2 separate regions of the Mus musculus genome follow, and region 1 is linked to region 2. The links are chromatin contacts, found by Hi-C in ENCODE. All regions are on one chromosome and are shown on one strand. Each heading gives the region's core, a stretch centred on a gene start or an enhancer-like site at or near the end of the contact. The rest is flanking DNA. Distances are from core to core; before and after follow the strand shown. Region 1 overlaps Pacrg (PARK2 co-regulated). Region 2 holds the start of 1700110C19Rik (RIKEN cDNA 1700110C19 gene).

The links. Hi-C counts contacts between places; a loop is a spot of excess contacts on that map.
Region 1: a map of heart shows a loop between it and region 2 (3-fold over the local background). The contact joins the enhancer-like site here to the promoter of 1700110C19Rik in region 2. A Hi-C loop is called at or near these places in 2 of 37 maps with a recorded cell type or tissue (heart and mouse trophoblast stem cell).

Annotation. Positions count from the first base shown.
Region 1 is chr17:10,472,083-10,475,771 of GRCm38, reverse strand. All of the region lies in intron 4 of Pacrg (PARK2 co-regulated), which reads left to right. All of the region lies in intron 1 of A230009B12Rik (RIKEN cDNA A230009B12 gene), which reads right to left. Among named protein-coding and RNA genes, the nearest start is that of A230009B12Rik, 18 kb to the right of the region's middle. Within about 2 kb of position 2,392, at least 2 of the 3 ENCODE cell types and tissues checked have a DNase peak (open chromatin) inside an H3K27ac peak, as active enhancers do; they include heart, where a contact is called at or near this core.
Region 2 is chr17:10,322,573-10,326,334 of GRCm38, reverse strand. 1700110C19Rik (RIKEN cDNA 1700110C19 gene) reads right to left here and starts at 1,733. Exons shown (of 3, transcript NR_045461.1): 1 at 1,545-1,733; 2 at 1,141-1,280. It overlaps Gm46608, which reads left to right and starts at 2,924. Exons shown (of 1, transcript XM_017317774.2): 1 at 2,924-3,762.

The DNA.
Region 1 (3,689 bases), core at 1,143-3,642, 150 kb before region 2:
GACCACTGTCCACTAAGTTGGCCAAATGAAAGGTGACACTCTGTTTATTCAGAGTCTGAAAACAAAAGCCCAGTAGCACATAAACATGTCCCCAGCACTACTGACACTGCTCATCACACCAGACAAATGCTCTGCTTGCTTTGCTAATTGCATAGTCAAGATCTCCAATAAATGTAGCACACCCAGGTCAGCTTTGAGAACAGTACCCTGATATGATACATTCCAGCCCAGAGTTCCTCTTTCCCAGCTACTCATCACCTGATGAGTAGGTAAGAGCAGCAGTATCTTTCACACTTAGACCCCCAAGCATCACCAAGAATCTCAGAGCCGAGATGGGAGCCTGGTCCTTTTTCTTATCAGCTTTCAATGTAAGAAACTAATTTCTCCCTACAAAATCAAAATATAAGACTGTCAGGATCCATTATTATCTGCTTTGGAGAGAGTGGATGAATTAATATCCATAATCTTTTTTTCTGCAATAAAAGCAAGAATGGCTGCTCACAGCATCCAATGCCGTAGAATACCAAGTGAGTCTCCAAGTGTCTCAGAAAAGGCAAGCTCTCAATCTGTGGGTACCATATGGAAGCGCCTGAGAAGGAGTTGGGACTCGGGCTGCAAAAGCTGTCGGCATGAGCAAGCATATGGAAGTGGCCTGTTTGGGGCCACAGACCGTAGGCACTGCTTCCATGCCTTCTTGCTGTGTCTAACATGTTGCCACCATCTACACGAACAAAACTTAATCACCCATGTGAATTCATTGTCCTTAAACTGGCAGTGTCCCATTCACACACTGGCTTACATTATGCCGTCCAGCCTAAAAATTAATTTTGCTTTATTTTCCACATAAAGCAAATAGTCTGTATGCAACAGTGCAGTGTCTGCTCTCAGACTAGCTCTGGGCTTTTCACTTTATTCTTATTTTATTTTATCTTCTTGCAACCTGATAAGGTGTGGTCCAAAAAGGAGGTGAAACCAGTATGGATTCATCAATTTTGTCAAAAAAACTCCTGACACATAAGCAAGCACATACTTCATTTAACTATTTCTAGTATGCTGGTTGGCTTAAAGGTGATAGACCTAGTTGGGACTTCGATGTTTTGGGTGTGGCTTCTTAGAATTTTAATGTAGTGCCTCCCAAAAAGAAATGCTAAAACACTGTTCATAATTCCCCAAATCATGTTTTCTTTGTGTAGGAGAAAATGTGAACAATATTGGGAAAAGGTACAGTTCTCTACACAGATGTCATGGGTCTAAATATTATAAATAACCCCCTCAGAGCACATGAGTTAGCTTCTCCTAGAATCGGTGTCACTTCACTGACAAGAGATAGAGAAGCAACACATGCCCCTTCCCAAAAATATCTAGCCAGTGCCTAATGCCAGATTGTCAAGTAGAAAGTCTGTCCAGCAGTGAGACGGAGGTCGTTCTCCTAATCTGTCCTGCATTCCCCTGCACTCTAAAAGGAGATCCACCAGGCCAGGACAGGCAAGTTGGCTCTACACGTAGCTGCAAATAGAAGCAGGGCTCAAGCCATCCATAGCTCGACTCACTTACTAAATAAGGATGAAACAATACCGGGTTCACTTCTCTGACACATTCCCCTGTCTACGACGAGGGCTGGGTGGAGAGAGCAGGGAAGTCCACAGTGCACTATTGTTAGCCTTTATCAAGAAACATGACAAATGACCCTGAAATGGAGCCTCTTATCACCCAAACCTCTCCACAGCCTGCACAAGGAGCAGCTGCAGTCCATCTAACCAGGTTAACATGACAGTTGCCTCACCAAAGAGGTCCAAAGACAGACTTAGGTGGATATGGTTTCAAGTAGCTGTGAGCTGACTCCACATTTTATGTTTCATTAATCAATTCCTCAGTCTATAATAAGAAAAACTAAAAGGGGAGGCTAGCTATGAAGTAGAAATGGAATGATACAAACAACCAATAATTGTTAATATTGATAAGGCTGTGCTCCAGGGATTAGCTAATTTCACGGAAGCAAACAGCACAAAATGAGACGCTGGCCGCACAGTGTTTATTATGAAAGGTATAATGACCATACTGTGTCCCTTCATTTCCTTCACATTGATCTTTTTCATTATGTGTGAATAAATGTACGCTAACCTAAGTAAGGCTCCAGCACATTCAAGCCATCATTCGATATGAAGCAACCCAAAGCAAAGGAAGGACTGAGTTGCAAGTTAGCCATGGAAAAAATGCTCACAACTGTCCCTCCTGTCTAAAACATACAAACACGCCTTCACGTTTCTCATTTAGAGAAAGTCAGAAGTCAGCAGTTAGCAGGGCTGAGGTGGCTGGTTGAAATCAGCAATCCATTCCATGAGAAATGTGCCATGTCCCTGAGCGAAGTCTCCTCTGGCATCCAGCCCACATGCCTATTGGAGGACCTTGGCTCTGCAGCCAGGCCTGAGTCACTCAGTTGTTGGCAAATGTTCCCCATAGGACCACCATCACGGCAGCCATGCTCGCTGAGGTCATTGGTGTCACAGCTCAATCTTCCATGTAGTTTTAAGATCTCATTGAAGATACCAGAGCAGTCGGAGAGGCAGCAAACAGACCCAGAAGAGCAGAGCATGCACACATGGTGTGGAATCTGTCCTGCTTTAGTGGAATACACCTGTGGCGGAATACAGACCTTTCAAAGTACCTGCAAGCGAACCACACAAGAATTTGAGAGAGCTTTGTGCCAATGTTTTGTCTATGGTACAATGGACAGTGCCCTTCAAGAACGGAACACAGTGCCCATGACACAGGAGTCTTCAGTCACTCTTGAATATGAAGAAAAGACAACCCGCTGGAAATATGAGAGACCCCCAGGAAGGGCAGAGCACTTGCTGAGGACTTACCTGTCCTGATCAGGGAGGCTTGAACCCTTCCTAAGGTGGACCGTGTATGCCACAGGGACATGTTGGAGAGAGGACACTGGCTACTACACTTTAAACAGCCATCAAGTGTCCAGATCCCAGTTGTGAGTTGAGTTGGGGCCTCTCAATCAGTGTGTGTGTGTGTGTGTGTGTGTGTGTTCCTCCTTGCACTATGAATAAAGTAATTGGCTTGTGCTCTTGATACAACCTTAAATTTCTGAAAGAAAAAATAAGAATTTCCCCTTATTATAATGACAAAGGAATATTAAATGAACATGAACATCAACTATCTGGATCCTGGACTAGCCACATGGGAAGAGAAGTAATCCATCCCAGGGCAGGTCTCCCAGGCCCGGGAAGTTTTATGCCCCATTTAATCAGACCTTAAAGGGATCCAAAGTTTCATAAAATGTGAAAATGTCTCCCTTTGAGTAAGAGTGACTTAATAAACGTCTCCCTCACTCCACTGGAGTCCTCTTTAAGGATGCTAATTTTTTCCCTCCTGGTCCTATAAGATAGGTTCTAACCAGAGACTGATCCAGTTCTTTTAAATTCCCTTGGCTCAACATGGCCATATGACAGCAACAGTTAGAATTGACCTTTTTCTGACAGAGTTTGAAATTCTCCTCCAGGCAGTGTGGTGATTCTTTAATGTTCATGTGCAAATTACCAACTGCCACACATTTCACAGGAATGTTCCAGAAGCCTGTGTTCATCTGTAGCACTGGTTCAATGAAAACATCCATTCTTGGTTTCAGATGTACTTCCCCAAGATAAAGACACTGTCATAGAGAGTAAGGGGACAGA
Region 2 (3,762 bases), core at 484-2,983:
GTTGGTGGCCCTCAAGATCTATCTACTCAGGTAACTGTAACATATTTGATGAGTGGCCTGGTCAGAACTATTAGGAACCAGTAGTAGATCCAGGCGCTGTCAGTGTCCACCCTGAGGCTCAGCTGAGAGACAAGATGGCTAAGGCAGGAATGCAGGCTGCTGGACACAAGCACTTTGGTGTGTTTTGACTCTAGCAACAACCTATTCCTCCAAGTGTTAACACTTGAGAACCAGAGGACAGTGCTGAGGCTGTCAGAGCAGGGCCTTCGCTGACCCCCTCGCTACACTGGGATGTGTACCCAAAGGAACTGTTCATACTTTAGACAAAGTATTACTTGCTTTCACTGCAATTCACAAAACCTGGTAAATTCAGGGTTAGTGAACACAGACAGAATGCTTTCCAGGCACGTAGAGGCGGATGCAGAGTAACAGTGAGTATGTTTTTAAAGACCGCTGGGACGAGTGTAGCCCCAGCCCTGGAAGGCAGGTTCCAGGTTCCTGCTGGGGTATGGGGAGAGCCTGGGGCCCCAGGGACTATACTGCGTGGCTCAGTCTGTGGCCGAAAACTAAGTGGTATGCAAATCATTCAAAATTTAGCAGGAGAGTTGTCTCCAAGGTCAGCCTGAGCTACATAATTTGGGCTACAGACCCTGTCTCGAAAAACCAAACTAAACAACACACTTGAAAGCTGATAAAGCTGTACTGGTGGAGAGTATCAGGGCTGTGAATAACTGCTTCTAATCTTATATTCAAATACATAATAAAGCAGGGGCTGGGAAGATAGCTGAGAAAACTTGCTGATTTTCGAGGGGACCTGGGTTTGGTTCCTAGCACCCACATGGCAGCTATAACCACCAAACACAGAATAAAGAGAAAAAGCACGGGGATACCATCACTGCCCACCAGCTTCCCCTTAATGTTGAAATTAGAGGCGATTTATCTGGGGGCTACGGATATTTCATATTAATAGAAATCTCTTCTGTTCCAAAATTCTTAAGAATCATTGAATCGGGCCAGGTATGAGACACACATTTTCCATGCCAGAAATTCCACCCCTCCAAGTATATACAGGCCCTAGTTTTGATCCCCAGTCGTGAAAAATCCCTGCAAATACTGTTCATGAGGAACCAACTCTCAGACCTTCTATTTCCCTGCAGTGAAGGCAGAGAGACCTCCTGCACCTCCAGAAGCGGCTGTGACCGGCTTCCCGACTGCTCCCCGCTTAGAGGTCGGATTTGTAGAGGTGGTCTTAGTCTTCTCCTCTCATTTACTCAGAGAAGCTGTAGGAAGAGGGCAGAACAGAAGGAAGGAAAGCTCAGCACCCCCCCCCCCCCAGCCAAGGAATCTCTGTTCTGCCTGTAGTTTCTCCAGTGCTCTACTTGTTATCAAGTTATAAAGCTATAAATATATAATGTGTTGGGTGGGAAATTTGGTTTTGCAAAATATAAAAAATATAAAGCTTCCAGCCCAAAGCATTATACATCTGAGGGAAATGAAAGCAGTTGAATCTTTTACAAAGAATTTTGGAATACAAAATTGGACACCTTAAGAGTTTTCGTTTTGCAGTACTGGAAATCCTACCAGGTAGGCAAGTTGCTCTGCTTCTGGGTTCTGCCCTCAGCCCAACAGCTGAAGGCTTTAAATGCATCTCTATGTCATCTGGACATGGGGCTACCCAACACAGAAACTAAACATTAGAAATCTGCTCTTCTCTGTGAGGACTCTTCAGAGCCAGAAACGTTTGGAACTTCGAGACTTAGAAGCTTCAAATACACGGAGTCGCGTTCTCATTCTTTCCACTTGTTAGGAAAGAACCCTAAGGACTTTATACACTCAGAGACCGCAAGGCAGTTAACCAAATGCTGATTCTTTGACAGTTGGTTGCATGGATACAATGTATATTGATTGTACCTACCCCAGCCCCCTCTCCAGGATTCCCCTAGCTTGTTCCCTTCTCCCTCTTTATGTGTTGCTGGAATTTCCAACCCCAATAGTCCCGTATAAAAAAACACGCAATTCAGTTATTATAATTATAAGCTATAAGCCTTATAAGGGCATATCTAATACTAGTCTAACTGACCCCCCACCTATAAGGCCCTTACTACTTCCAGTTTCTCCTGGCCAGGTAGTTCTGCTCCATTACTGCTTCCTTCTCCTCTTCTCCATGCTCTCTCCTTCACTTCTCCTCTCTACCTGGCCTCACTCCAAAGACTTCTTGTCCCACCTTTCCCCTCCACTGCCAATCACAGGCTCTAGCCTTTATTGACCAGTTAATACGGGGAGAGAGAGAGAGAGAGAGGGAGAGAGAGGGAGAGAGAGGGAGAGAGAGAGAGAGAGAGAGAGAGAGAGAGAGAGAGAGAGAGAGAGAGAGAGAGAGAGGAGAGAGAGAGAGAGAGTGAGTTAGTTCCTGGGCATCCTGATTTAACTTCCTGAAGTCCAGTCACTTTGAAGGTCTGATGTGAATGAATCCTGTCTCCAGGGTTTACTGACTCGTGGACCAGTCACTGTCTCAGCTGTAAAATTGAGGCAATTAGCAACTTGGCACCAGTGTACTGAAATAACTGAAGTGTCTGACTCCCCAGAGCACTCCTGGTAAGTCTCACACCGACCTTCTGGAAACTCAGTTTAGAAGTCACATATGCCACAATTACCAGGAAAATACATCCAGTCTCTAAGCTGTAGTAGAGAAAATGGCATTTGGATTAAGTGTCTGGGGACGACCTAAGTAGTTATATCCTTTGCTTATAAAATGTTTCTCCACATTAGCTGTTTAAAATTAACACACTGAACCAAATGGTATCTACTGAACATAGTAAAATAACCTAATCACCCACTCATTCTGAGGTCCTAGATTCTCTTCAGGTCTAGATCCTGAAGAGAAAAAACCATGAAATTAGCCCAATCCAGAGAAGCACTACTGAAATGAATGCTCTGAGTCAGTATGAAAATTGGTCAACACAGAGTGCATTTGAAGCTCAGTGTAGAGTCCTAAAATTAATAGTTATTTTTTGCTTGAAGATCTGTATAAATGTGGAATGAGAAGGTCACATTACATGGCATGAGGGCCTGCATCCTGCTCTGAGTGTTTCTACCTCTACAGTTTCATTTAGGGTCAAATGAGCAGAAACTTTACACTACCAGTTAATATTTAACTGCTGGGCAGGGGGTGAAGCTGGATGCTGGGGCTACATCTGGAAGGATCACATTAGCTCTGTAATCACAAATCACACTACAGCAGTCGAGGGAGTCACGCTCCTCATCTTACTAGAGATATAAACATGCTTTAGTGAAAGGAAGACATACTACTACTACTACTACTACTACTACTACTACTACTACTGGACTGATTTCTTGCATACAAAATAAATAAGACAATCGTGCTAAATGCACACACATATAGAGACATAGACCGAAAAATAACAACTCTCCGGGCCCTAATCTTCAAATGCTGAAGTTTCACATTTGAACATGACCACAATCCCTACATCATTTTCAATGCTCTGAACAGTATCTATATGATAAACCACTTTATAGTTTAGGAGGATACTCGAACGTTTTGTGGAGTTAATTATACAAACATACCTAGACTCCTCCCATCCCCCTCATAGAAATTTTTATAATTTAGATTATTTCTTTCAAAGAATATTGGAACAAAGAACCATCATACATTGAATGTGCAGTTTTTAGTTCTTATAAAAAACTCCATGGCAATAAAGACAGACCTGCTTGGAATATTGTTAAGTTTTTACTCTAAATGTGGAG